Regions from separate parts of the Homo sapiens genome. Here region 2 is linked to region 1. The links are chromatin contacts, found by Hi-C in ENCODE. All regions are on one chromosome and are shown on one strand. Each heading gives the region's core, a stretch centred on a gene start or an enhancer-like site at or near the end of the contact. The rest is flanking DNA. Distances are from core to core; before and after follow the strand shown. Region 1 overlaps AADACL2-AS1 (AADACL2 antisense RNA 1). Region 2 has its middle 94 kb from the start of AADACL2-AS1.

What was found. Hi-C counts contacts between places; a loop is a spot of excess contacts on that map. Pooled maps may share reads with other maps.
Region 2: a map of endothelial cell of umbilical vein shows a loop between it and region 1 (9-fold over the local background). The contact joins two enhancer-like sites. A Hi-C loop is called at or near these places in 2 of 168 maps with a recorded cell type or tissue (Calu3 and endothelial cell of umbilical vein), 1 of 37 single-sample maps with no recorded cell type and 1 of 50 pooled maps.

What each region holds. Positions count from the first base shown.
Region 1 is chr3:151,860,725-151,867,839 of GRCh38, forward strand. All of the region lies in intron 1 of AADACL2-AS1 (AADACL2 antisense RNA 1), which reads right to left. Among named protein-coding and RNA genes, the nearest start is that of SUCNR1, 9.4 kb to the right of the region's middle. Within about 2 kb of position 4,152, at least 2 of the 41 ENCODE cell types and tissues checked have a DNase peak (open chromatin) inside an H3K27ac peak, as active enhancers do.
Region 2 is chr3:152,019,038-152,026,152 of GRCh38, forward strand. No RefSeq gene overlaps it. Among named protein-coding and RNA genes, the nearest start is that of AADACL2-AS1, 94 kb to the left of the region's middle. RefSeq lists an enhancer at 3,056-3,165. Within about 2 kb of position 3,019, at least 7 of the 41 ENCODE cell types and tissues checked have a DNase peak (open chromatin) inside an H3K27ac peak, as active enhancers do.

The sequences.
Region 1 (7,115 bases), core at 2,902-5,401:
TTTTAACTACCTACTTCATCCATATCCCTTTCTAAGGAAAACTACATTCATATACCATACTACTCTATGCCCTGCCTACAACTTAGTCAGAGCCACAGAACTAGCTGGGAAATGTAAGCTTGAACAATTAGACCACTCATTCAAAAACTGGGAGTTAAGTCATTTAAGCTAAGAAGTGCTGAAGGAACATGCAATCCTATTGGCTAAGAGAACCATTTGAAGCCCTGCAGAAATGGGTAAGCTAAGAAAGCCACTAGAGAAAGAATAATGAAGTAAATATTGTGATGATAGACGAATGATAGATAGATGGGGCGAGGGAATATACAGACAGGTAGACTAGATAGATAGACACTAGTTTCCATTCATTAATTGCCAGCTTTTAAAATTCTAGCTTTTCAATGAAGTCTAAATGTACTTACATTTATGTTTTCATTCATACGATAAGCCTCTTTTGTGAATAGATATGTCCTGACTATAATACTGTGGGTGTATCTACCTATTTAGTTGGTATTTCTTATTTTCTATAATCCCAACACACTCTAATACAGTTATTACTACATATGGTCAACAAAAATCACAGATGATCAATTTTAGCAAGCTTGGGATGATGATATTGCAGAGAAGTTCACATCACAATTATGAACTTTGGGATGATGATATTGCAGAGAAGTTCATATCGCAATTATGAACTTTATACTTAGATATGTATGTTCCTCATATCAGCGTAGGCCTGACATGAAGGGCCATGTTTATTTCACAGATTAGAATTTTTTTTTTTTTTTAGACAGGGTCTCATTCTGTCACCCAGGCTGGAGTGCAGTGGTGCAATCTTGGCTCACTGCCACCTCTGACTCCCAGGCTCAAGAGATCCTCCCACCTCAGTGTCCTGAGTAACTGGGACTACAGGCATACACCACCTGACTAATTTTTGTATTTTTAGTAAGGACAGGCTTTGATCATGTTGACCAGGCTGGTTTCAAACTCCTGACTTCAAGTGATCCACCTGCCTCGGCCTCCCAAAGTGCTGGGATTATAGGTGTGAGCCACCGTGACCAGCCAACAGATTAGAAAATTATATGTCACTGAGTCTAATCCCCCTACCAGAAACCCAAGAAACTGCATCACTAAACAGACACTTTGCTTCTGAAAACACTTACAATATAATGCTATACAAAGTTTAATTAAAAAAACACATCAAAGATATAAACTATAATGTTCTTGGAAACCAAGAGTCACAGAATGATTTTACATTATTCTAAGTCCCATATTTAGTATTACCATGTCAATTAGTCTTTGAGAAAAGGTGAGAGTCTTCTATTAAAAGTCTAACTACATTTACACCCTCAGTTCAATTCCTCTGAGGGTGGAAACTGAGAGTTTCAGGTACACTATTAAGGAAATTTTTAAGGCAGAGACTTGTTTCACTCATCTATCTTTCCCTCACGACAACTGGCATAGTACTTAGCCATAACAAGGATAATTCAATGTATCATTAATTTTTTCATTAGTTATCAAATGCACACAAAAGGCAGTATCTTCCTATTTCCCAATTTACTGGAGGTGGTATGTAGTATGCTATAATTTACTAGAGAAATGTTAGTGTGTTTTGTAAATAACACTCACTTTTAAGAACTTTGCTGGGCCCAGCACGGTGGCTCACACCTGTAATCCCAGCACTTTGGGAGGCTGAGGCAGGTGGATCACAAGGTCAGGAGATCGAGACCATCCTGGCCAACATGGTTAAACCCCATCTCTACTAATAATACTATATATATTAGTCTGGCATGGTGGCACATGCCTGTAATCCCACCTACTAGCAAAGCTGAGGCAGTAGAATGGCTTGAACCCGGGAGGGGGAGGTTGCAGTGAGCCAAGATTGCGCCATTGCACTCCAGTCTGGGTGACAGAGCGAGACTCCATCTCAACAACGACAACAACAACAACAACAAGAACTTTACCAATCAAATACACATAGTCTACAATATACATCTTTGGTTCGCGTACTTAGGCAAGCCATTCCATCACTTGCCTTACTTGGAACTCAGATTTGTGAGAGTAACAGGAGTCCCAGCCTTCAAGGCCTTGAAAGGAGAATATCACAGGGTGTGAGCTTGGGAATTTAAAGATATAAGAAGTTAGAGAACAGCCTCTCACAGGACATGAAGACATAGCAACTGTGAAGTACAGGAAGATAAACTTTGTTAAAGGAAAAAGAAAGAACATGAAAATGCAAGTGAATAAAAGATCTTTGAAACTTTTATGCAAAATTTCAATTATTGATTGATAATATTACTATGTGAATGCTATTATTAAGAAAAACTCAAAAGGCTATTCTACCAGTAACGATGGATCTTTATCTTGGTCATTAACAAGAGTTGCAATTTTTAGCCTGTAATATTATATCTCAGAGATTTTTAAATCTCAGAGGAAGTCTGCAGGTCCAAAAAGAAACATCATATTAATAATTAAGTTCATTCTATTTAGTATAATTAACTCTAATCCAGACTTGAAAAACATTATGCCCATGGGACTCCACCACATAAGGCCTGACCTCTGGTACATGAGAACTGTGTAATGGCCTCTGTGCACAGACATGTAGATATTGTTTTAGATAAAGGTTAATTAGCTATTTTGAAATATATTGCTGATTTATTGTAGGTCTGATAACATCCTGTTTTATAACTAAATATGGCCGAATACAATTTTTGTAAGGAAAGGGCATTGAGAGGTTAGCTGGGTATGTGACCCATGTTCTTACCATTGGTCATTACATTACTGGCCTGAGCCACCCTGGTGACAGGGCAGAAAAAATCAAAGCATTTATCCCCTTTATGAATGAAAGAATGCCTGCAATATGACATAGAATAGTGGAATTTCTCTAGTTCAGGAAACACTTGGAATTAAACATGGGCTTAATTTAGTGCTTCAAGATAAAGACTACCAATTTTTCAAAATGAAACACCGGATAAGGCCACCATCATTTACTCCCTAAGATTTTGCCTGGACATACAGGGACAAAGAAGGATTTTTCTTTCTTACATGGGTACAACTGTAAGCACAACAATGCAACATCCCTTTTCTAGTTTGAGTCAGCCCTGTATAGCACTTATAACGCATTTGTGGCCAGAGTTATCAGGCCAGCTCATTTTACATTTCATTTCTTTTTCCTCACAATACTTTCACAGTTTGAAATGAAACACATTAAACTGGCAGACATTTAAGAACACAGCCATATAAATGATATTCAGTACATTAAACACTATTAAGATAATATTGTATTTGATATTATGATTACATCTAACAGCAATATGTAACTTTAAACTAAACTAAGGCAGGTGCGAATCTGAATGTACATAATTTTCCTTCCAAGGATGGTGCAGCAGTCATTTATGTCATGACATAAACAATACTCTTAAATTTCATGATTCAAATAGGCAACACAATTTCAAGTCATTTATCACTTAGTTCCTAAAAGGCAACAATAAGGCACTGAAACAGAATGATCACTTTAAACTTAGTGATCCCAATCATGAATCATGTTTTCTTACTTGACAGATATTTTATTAATCTATATTTAGCTTATAAATGTGCGAAGGAAACAAGGAATAAAATAAATCAATACTCAACACTTAATTAATATAGCTTTTTCTCCCTTTAGGCCTAGATAGGCAGTTTAAGTCTGTCTGCATTAAGAAATTTAAAAATTCATTGCAGCCTGGGATGAGGGAAAGGGTTGTCTTTGAATTTAATGAGCTGAAGGATTAAATAATATGATTTCCTTTGGCTTAAAAGGAAAGCCATTAAGAAGATTGAGGAGTGTGCTACGTTGAGATACTATAGAGAAGAGGAGGCAGGGTTCTCTTTAAAGATTCCCAAACCTTTAACATGACTCCTTCTAATGTCCACAGCCATAATTGCACAGATCCACCTGAATCGTCTATCCAAATAGGAGACATTACTTATTCCTTGCTCATGAGTGCATACCTGTGAGAAAAAGAGGACTTCTAGATACTTTTAGAACATATGCTATAGGGCTTAATATCACTATTATTGTTTCTAATTTACTGCAGGGAGAGAACTTGAGTGAACTCACCAAAGGAAATAAAGAATTTTTCAGCAATCATTTCTGCAAATACTTGTTTAATTACCAGTCGTTCTCAAGAAATATTTGTTTCATGACTCACAGGAAAAAATGAGGCAAAGATGAGGGGAAAATTTCACAATATTGTTTTTTTTTTTTTTCAACTAGATACTCCCTTGCAGATAAGGCAGGGTACCTCCTTAAGTCATGTTCGTGTCCTCTAATACTAGTACAGTTTCTGCCAAAGAGTAGTTTTAAAATGTGCACTTGTTGGAAAAGTAGTCTTTGAGTATGTGTGTGTGTGTGTGTGTGTGCACGCGCATTGGATGTGTTTGTCTTATATATATATTTCCCATAGGCAATAATAATGACAAATGCAAGGATTTATGGAGTGGTGTACTGATAAATGTTTAACAACCAAGTCTTTGTAAAAAGTAGGGTCTGAGGAGAGAATGTTGCTGTTTTATAGGGTTTTAAAACAAATTTGCTTCATATATGAGAAAATCAAGGCTTAGATAATGACATGAATTTTCAAGATGTCATATTACATTTTATTTGATTTAGCAAATCAATAAAAAGGGGAGACTGTCAGCCAGGAATTATGGAAAGAAAAAGGAGATGTTTCATGTGGTATGAGACCTTGTTGAGAATTGTTAAAAGTTTTGAGTATAAAAAGGTTGTAAGTTTTTTGAGGTCAGGTTTTAGCCTGCCTATTTATCCTTTTATTTCACATGTTGCCTTGAACATAGCAGGTGATCAATATGTGTTTTTTTTAATTGATTATTGAAAAGAAGGTAGGATGTGAGACAGATAATGAAATATTAATGTCTGAGTTAAAACTATGGAAGAGAAATTAGAAGAGAAATATCAGATATTGCTTTCTGAAGGGCTTTTTTAAAATTATACTTTAAGTTCTGGGGTACATGTGCAGAACATGCAGGTTTGTTACATAGGTATACATGTTCCATGGCGGTCTGCTGCACACATCAACCTGTCATCTACATTAGGTATTAACCTAATGCTATCCCTCCCCTTGCCCCCCACCCCACAACAGGCCCCAGTGTGTGATGTTCCCCTCCCTGTGTCCATGTGTTCTCATTGTTCAACTCCCACTTATGAGAACATGTGGTGTTTGGTTTTCTGTTCCTGTGTTAGTTTGCTGAGAATGATGGTTTCCAGCTTCATCCATGTCCCTGCAAAGGACATGAACTCATCCTTTTTTATGGCTGTGTAGTATTCCATGGTATATATGTGCCACATTTTCTTTATTCAGTCTAAAATTGATGCACATTTGGGCTGGTTCCAAGTCTTTGCTATTTTGAGTAGTGCCATAATAAACATACGTGTGCATGTGTCTTTATAGCAGCATGATTTATATTCCTTTGGGTATATACCCAATAATGGCATTGCTGGATCAAATGGTATTTCTGGTTCTAGATCCTTAAGGAATCACCACACTGTCTCCCACAATGGTTGAACTAATTTACACTCCCACCAACAGTGTAAAAGCGTTCCTATTTCTCCACATCCTCTCCAGCATCTGTTGTTTTCTGACTTTTAATGATTGCCATTCTAACTGGCATGAGATGGTATCTCATTGTGGTTTTGATTTGCATTTCTCTAATGATCAGTGACGATGAGATTTTTTTTCATATTTGTTGGCTGCATAAATGTCTTCTTTTGAGAAGTCCCTGTTCATATCCTTCACCCACTTTTTGAGGGGTTGTTTATTTCTTGTAAATTTGTTTAAGTTCCTTGTAGATTCTGGATATTAGTCTGTGAAGTGCTTTTCTAATCACTGCTTCTCTTCCTCCTCTCATAATGCTTGGTATTTTACATTCCAGAATCTAGTGCTATTGGAAACAGTTTTGTTTTATTTTCCCTGTATTCTAATCTCTGCTATAAATTAGTATTTCACCAGTTCCTGATAGATAAACGTACACGTCTTCAAAAAATGTTGAGTGAAAAGGGGGGAAATAGTAGAATAAAGGGAAGGGCCATTTTCACTCAAAAAGTATGCTTCAAGTTTGAGGATGACAGGCTTTTTCAGTGGCAAAACAAATTGATGCAGCTGTTGCATTTTACTGCCGTCACAGTGAACAAACACAGACTTTTGTTTAAAGTAAATGGTCTTTGGGTAGAAGTTTCTGTGTTTGGAGGTCCTTTGGCAGGGACAAGGCTTGTTATATCCCTTTCCCCAAGAAGGGTGCATGGTGGAAGGTCAAACTGCTGTATTCTCTCTCTCAAGCTTGCTATTGTTTTTCTTTCCTTCTTTTTTTTTTTTTTTTTTTCATGTTTTTTAGAATAGACATTGTTAGGTCCTAGCCTGGGGATGGGTAAGAGTGATTTTCTCCTTTAACATCAGGAAACAGTGTATACACACAGCTGTCAGGGAGGGTTCTCTGCCACTCTCTCTTCCCCTAGGGTGAGTCCTCCCATTTCCATTGTGCACAAGATATTCTTCATTTTTCCCAGAGTCAGCCTTCCCAGCCGTATCCCCTCTAACCACTCTGAGGCTGATGTCCTTGTTGTGATGATGAGGGATCTAGAGTGAATGACTTAGAAGCATTTTTCTAGATCTGACAGTCCACACATGGCATTTTGACTGGCAATAATTCTTTCAAGTAGTACAAATTATGTTAGGATTTAAAGTTAGATGAAAGTGAAAAAATACAACATATGGACACATAAATAATAAATATAGGATGGGGAGATATTTTTTAAAGCAGAGAATGAGGTATTTCCTTAACGCTTTACATTGCTTATAATTGTCAGACTGCTACATTCTGAAAATTCTTTATTTGCTTTATTACAATACTGACCTAATGGTAAAGCCAAATTTTATCAGCTTTACAGTTAACAAATCAGCATAAAATATAAGTTTAAATGTAGTCAGTACATTAATGATTATATTATAGCGATAAAGATACTAATACAAAGGAATCATGCCACTGAGTGTGTTATTAACAGGGGCAGGTAATTTTCTTTAATTCATAACACAGTCACAAACCACTTAGCTCACTTAATGAACACA
Region 2 (7,115 bases), core at 1,769-4,268, 160 kb after region 1:
GCAAAATAGTTCAGGTTCTTAATTAGAAACATCATACACTTCTCTTGGCTTTGTTCTCACCTGGAAATCAGAGAAAACATAACCTCATGGACAGCTGTAAGCCACTAGTTCAACTGAAAAAATATACCGGACAAGTGCCATTTGATATCTGTCAACATCCATCAACATCATCCTCATTACTATCATCAGAAATATCATTTACTGAGTATATGCCATATGTCTGGCACTGTACTCTGTGCTTTATTTGGTTTACTGTTTAAAAATTGCAGTGATAATGAAAGGTGCAGATTATTGTTCGCATTTTCCAGATGGGGAGAAACTCAATAAGGTATAAGGTATAATTTTCCAAAAGGCATCCAGTTAACATGTGGGAGAACAGGATTAATAACTGTCTAACTCTTTCCCAATCGGTAAAAATGTTTTCACTGATATAATTGTGTTAAAAGGTATGCTTTAAAGCAACAAAATGAACTTAAGTAAGCTTAATTAAAAATTGGTCTTAATCAAAAGGATATTATCCCATGAATCAGCCAGACTAACTGGTCATTATTTTGAAAGAGATTAGGATCAGCAACTGCAAAGTCAACAGAAATTCAGTCTCTGCCTCGTGTCCTTTTTCGCATTGTTTTGCTTCATTCTCATCCCACCCTCACTCTCTCTCCTGCTTGTGATATGTTAGAAGCTTGTGATATGTCAGATATTCACCACTGATAAGTCAATGAGGGTGAAGAGAGGGTGACACATCACTAATAAAATGGGAAGGAACACAGAAAAGGCTGCTAGCAGCTCACCAAAATCTACATTCTCTTTTAAGAGTACTGTTGGACTAAGTGTCCCAGCTATTTTACAGTTAGGTATAGCAAAGTTATTAAGTTTCCATCATAGAATGTGAATAAAAATGGTATGTGCCAATTCCAGCCCTAGACCCTATAACACTCATTTATTTTCAACCCTTTTAGGCCTGACCAGAATGGATAAAACTCAAACAAAGCATGACCTTGGAAGGCATATTTTAAAGTTGACAGAACATTGGCAGCTTGGATCTCTAAGCGACTAGGTGGAGCAGACCTCCCTTGTCAAATTTTCAGCCTACTCATTAATGTTATTTGGGAGAAATAAAGTTTCAGCATATTTGAGTAATACACTTTGGGGTCTAAATTTTATGCCAGTAAGTAGATCTCTCTGTTTATGCCAGAGAGAGGGCACATAGGCTGAGAAGTTCTACCTCAAAACTGTAAAGAGTAAAGTAGAAATTACAGGGGAACTATAAATAAGCCACAATAAAAAAAATGATTTGAACTTACCTATTTAATCTCAAATAGTTATTTCACCATGTCAATATAACTTTGTATGCACATCACCTTCTCTAATCATGGTTATAGCTGAAATCCTGATATCCTCTACTTAGACTTATTTTGCTTGGTTGGCTGTCACTCATATTGAGGGGATAGATTCTAGAGTTGTTTTCTTTGTCTCTTATAGGACATACTTTCCAAAGTCAGCCTATTTGGAAAATTTATACGAGATTATTCCAAAATATTGAGGATATATTCTTGTACATAATTCTGAAGTTCAAAAGAAATTAAAAATTAATTTAGCTCAGTGTTTTTCCCAAAAGAGCTTACTTACTATCCAATTGAGCAGAAGACACACATAGCGTTACAAGGTTAGTTAGCATTATGAAATATTTTACGTGCTATTTTCTTGATGTATTCCATTAAAGATTTCAAAAGCATGTATTCTGTATCCCACTTTATTAAAACAAATAACTTTTTGAGGAGTAGAGCAAGACGGTCAAATAGAAGATTCCGCCAATCATCCCGCCTGCAAAGACACCAATTTAACAACCGTCTAGTCAGAAAAACACCTTCATAAGAACCAAAAATTGGGTGAGCACTCACAGTACCTGATTTTAACTTCATATCACTGAAAGAGGCACTGGAATCAGGTAGAAAAGAGTCTTGAATTGCCACCACCACTCCTCCCTCATCCCCCAGCAGTGGTTGCATGGCACAGAGAGAATCTGTGCACTTGGGAAAGGGTGAATGCAGTAGTTGTGAGATATTGCAGTGAGCTCAGTATTGCCCTGTCATAGCAGAAAGCAAAACTGGGCTGAACTCAGCTGAGGCCTGCCCACAGAGGGAGTATTTAAACTTACTCTAGCCAAAAGGGAATCACTCATCCCAGCGGTTGGAACTCAGTTCTGGCAAGCCTCATCGCCATAGGCTAAAGCATTCCAGGGCCCTAAACAAACTGAAAACACTCTATGCCATAAGGACTGCAACTCCTAGGTAAGTCCTAGGGCTGAACTGAGCTCAGAACAAGTGAAACACCAGGCAGGGTGGCTAAGGGAGTGCTTGCTATACCTCTGCCCAAACTCCAGGCTGCACAGCTCATGGCTTAAAAAGAGACTCCTTCCTTCTGCTTGAAGACAGGAGACGGAAGAGTAAAGAAGACTTTGTCTTGTATCTCACTTACCAGCTCGGCCACAGTAGGATACAGCACCAGCCAGAGTTGTGAGGCCCCCTTTCCAGGCCCTAGCTCCCAGATGACATTTCTAGACATACCCTGTGCCAAAAGGAAACCTGCTGCCTTCAAGTGAAAAAGCCCAGTCCTGTCAGGATCCATTACTTGCTTACTAAAGAGCCCTTGTGCCCTGAATAACCAGCAGTGGTATCCAGGTAGGACACTGTGGGCCCTGAGAGAGAATCTGAGACTTGCTGGCTTCACATGAAACTTTTTTGCGTGAGAAAAGCAGAAGAAAAAGTAAAGAGGACTTTGTCTTGCACCTTAGGTACCAGTTCAGCCACAGGGGTGTAAAGCACCAAGTGGGCTCCTGGGATCCTCAATTCCAGCCCTTGGCTTTTCTGGACCTATCCTAGGCCAGAGGGGATCCCACTGCTCTGAATGTTGAGTTCTGGGCCAGGCAGCATTCACCATACGCTGACTAAAAAGCCCCTAGGCCTTAATGGAACATCTGCAGTAGCCTGGCAGTATTCTGTTGGGTCTGTGGGGGTGGTAACCATGGGGTGAGGCCTCTCTGCCAGGGGAAAAGGGAGGAAAGCGTGGGAAGGACTGTGACTCATGGTTTGAGTGCCAGCTCTGCTGCAGTACAATAGAATCAGGTAGACTTCTAAGGATTTTGACTTCAGTTTCTGGCTCCTGGACGGCACCTCTGACTCCACCCTAGGGAAACTTGCTGCCTTGAAGGGAAGGACGCAAGCCTGGCTGGCTTTGCCACCTGCTGACTGTAAAGCCCCAGGAACTTGAGAAAACAGGCAGTGGCCAGGTTGTTGTCACATCAGGCCTTGGGTGAGACCCAGTGATGTGCTGCCTTCAGGTCTGACCAAGTGCAGTCCCAGAGCTGGTGGCCACAGGAATGCTTGTGTCACACCACTCCCAGATCTAGGTGGCTCAGAACAGAGGAATAGAGAGACTCTGTTTGGGAGAAAGTAAGAAAAGAACAAGAGTCTCTGCCTGGTAATCCAGAGAATTTGTCCAGATTTTATCCAAGACCACCAAAGTAGTAACTCTACAAGTCTGCAAGAACCAGAGCATGATGGGGCTTGGGGTGCCACCTAAGGTAGATACAGCTTAGATAAAAAAACCCAAGTGCTTTTGAATACCTGGAAATCCTTCCCAAAAAGAATGGGTACAAGCAAGCCCAGACTGCAAAGACTACAATAAATAACCCAAATTTTTAACTCCCAGACACAGACAAACATCCATAAGCATCAAGACCATCCAGGAAAACATGATCTCACCAAATGAAGTAAATAAGACACCAGGGGCCAATCTTGGAGGACTAGAAATATGTGACTTTTTAGACAGACAATTCAAAATAGCTGTTTTGAGGAAACTCAAAGAAATTCAAGATAACACAGAGAGAGAATTCATAAGTCTTTCAAATACATTTAATGAAAAGATTGAAATATTTAAAAAAAGACATACATTTGGTTCTTGGGCATTTGGGTTGGTTCCAAGTCTATGTGGCACATACACACCATAGAATACTATGCAGCCATAAGAAAGGATGAGTTCATGTCCTTTGCAGGGACATGGATGAAGCTGGAAACCATCATTCTCAGCAAACTAACACAGGAACAGAAAAACAAACACCACATGTTCTCACTCATAAGTGGGAGTTGAACAATGAGAACACATGGACACAGGGAGGGGAACATCACACTCCGGGGCCTGTCAGGGAGTCGGGGGCTAGGGGAGGGATAGCATTATGAGAAATACCTAATGTGGATGATGGGCTGATGGGTTCAGCAAACCACCATGGCACGTGTATACCTATGTAACAAACCTGCATGTTCTGCACATGTATTGCAGAACTTAAAGTATAATTAAAAAAAAAAAAAGAGAGAGGAGACAAAGTTAAAGTGTAGAGTTGTTATTAGGTTTTTTTTTTTGTCTGTTTGTTCATGCAAACAGTATTAAGATGTTATCAGCTTAAAATAATGGGTTTTAAGATATTGCAAGCCTCATCATAACCACAAATCAAAAAAAAAAAAAAATGCAATGGATACACAAAAAACTAAAATGCAAGAAACTAAATCATACCACCAGAGAAAATCATCTTTACTAAAATGAAGACAGGAAGGAAAGGAGAGGAAGACCATAAAACAACCAGAAAACAAATAACAAAATGGTAGGAGTAAGTCCTTACTTATCAATACTAATATTGAATGTAAATGGACTAAACTCTTCAATCAAAAGACATAGAGTGGCCAAATAGATTTTTAAAACAAAACAAAACAAAAAAAACAAGATTCAGTGAGTTGTTGCCTATAGGAAACACATTTCACCAATAGGCCGGGTGCAGTGACTCACACCTGTAATCCCAGAACTTTGGGAGGCCAAGGCAGGCAGATCAAGAGGTCAGGAGTTCGAGACCAGCCTGGCCAATATGGTGAAACTCCGTCTCTACTAAAAATACAAAAAAAAATAGCTGGGCGTGGTGGTGCACACCTGTAGTCCAGCTACTTGGGAGGCTGAGGCAGAAGAATCACTTGAACCTGGGAGGCGGAGGTTGCAGTGAGCCAAGATTGCAGTACTGCACTACAGCCTGGGTGACAGAGTGAGACTCTGTCTCAAAAAAAAAAAAAAAAAAAGAAAAGAAAAAGAAACACATTTACACATTTCACCTATAAAGACACAAAAAGACTGAAAATAAGGGGATGAAAAAAGATATTACATGTCAGTGGAAACCAAAAAGAGTAGGAGTTATGATACTTACATCAGGCAAAATTGATTTCAAAACAAAAATTATAAGAGACAAAGAAGGTCCCTATAAATGATGAAGGGATTATTTCAGCAGGAGGATGTAATGATTGTAAATATATATGCATCCAACACTGGATCACCCAGGTATATAAAGAAAATATTATTAGAACTAAAGAAAGAGATAGACCTCAATACAATAATAGCTGGAGACTTCAACACCCCATTTTCAGCATTGGACAGATATTTCAGACAGAAAATCAACAAAGTAACATTGAACTTAATCTGAACTGTAGACCAAGTCTACCAAATAGATACTTACAAAACATTTCATCCAACAGCTGCAGAATACACATTCTTTTCCTCAGCACATGGATCATTTTGTCTATAGATCATATGTTAGGACAGAAAACAAGTGTTGAAACATTCAAAAAATGAAATAATATTAAGCATCTGCTCTAATCACAGCAGTATAAAACTAGAAATCACCAACAAGAAGAATTTTGGAAAATGTACAGACACATGGAAATTAAACAGTATGTTCCTGAATGACCAGTAGGTAAATGAAGAAATTAAGGAGGAAATTTCACAATTTCTTGAAACAAATGATAATGGAAACACAACATACCAAAACCCATGGAATACAGCAAAAGCAATACTAAGAGGGAAGTTTATAGATATAAGTGCCTATATAAAAAGGAAGAAAACTTCAAATAAACAACCTTATATAGTTTGAATATATGTCCCCAGCAAATCTCATGTTAAATTGTAATCCCCAGTGTTGGAGATGGGGCCTGGTGGAAGGTGTTTGGCTCACGGAGGTGGATCTCTCATGAATGGCTTGAGCCTTCCCCTTGGTGATAAGTGAGTTCTCACTCTAAGTTCACATGAGATCTGGTTGTTTAAAGGTGTGTAACACCTATGCTCTCTACCCTGGATTTTCTCTCTTGCTCCTGCTCTGGCCGTGTGACATGCCTGCCAAAATATAGAATCAATCTAACTGTCCATCAACAGATGAATGGATAAAGAAAATGTGGTACATACACACAATGGAGCTCTATTCAACCATGTAAAAGAACGAGATCTTTTGCAAAAACATGTCATTTGCAACAACATAAATGGAACTGGGGGTCATTAAGTTAAGTGAAATAAGCAAGGCACAGAAAGACAAACTTTGCATGTTCTCACTTGTTTATGGGATCTAAAAATCAAAACAATTGAACTCATAGAGAGTAGAAGAATGGTTACCAGAGGCTGGGAAGGGTAAGGGGTGGGTGCAGAGGAACTGGGGAGGGTTAATGGGTATTAAAAAATAGTTAGAAAGAACGAATAAGTCCTAGTATTTGCTTACCCAACAAAGTGACTGTAGTGAAAAGTAATTTAATTGTATATTTTTAAATAACTAAAAAATGGGATCAGATTGTTTGTAAAGCAAGGATAAATGCTTGAGGGCACGGATACCCCATTTACCTTGATGTAATTATTACCCATTGCATGTATGTATCATAATGTCTCATGTACCCCATAAATATATCCAACTACTATGTACCCATAAAAATTAAACATAAAAAATAAAATAAAATAAGTACCTTTTTGGAGTTAATATATTACAATATATATAAAATATCTGGAATATTAATCTCCCAAATATTAATGGTGATTATACCATTGTGATGTGATTACAAGTAATTTTTCATGGTTTGTTTGTTTCTATTTTCTAACTTTCTTCTTTAATACATTTGTATTACATGTATTATGAAAACATTTTTAACGTAAAAATATGTGGGCAAAAATGCGAGTTCCGTTCATTGCCTATGACTCACATCTAATGTATGTTTAAAAGATGGGTCAGGGAAAATGTCAAGTGCCAAGCTGTGTTTATTTTG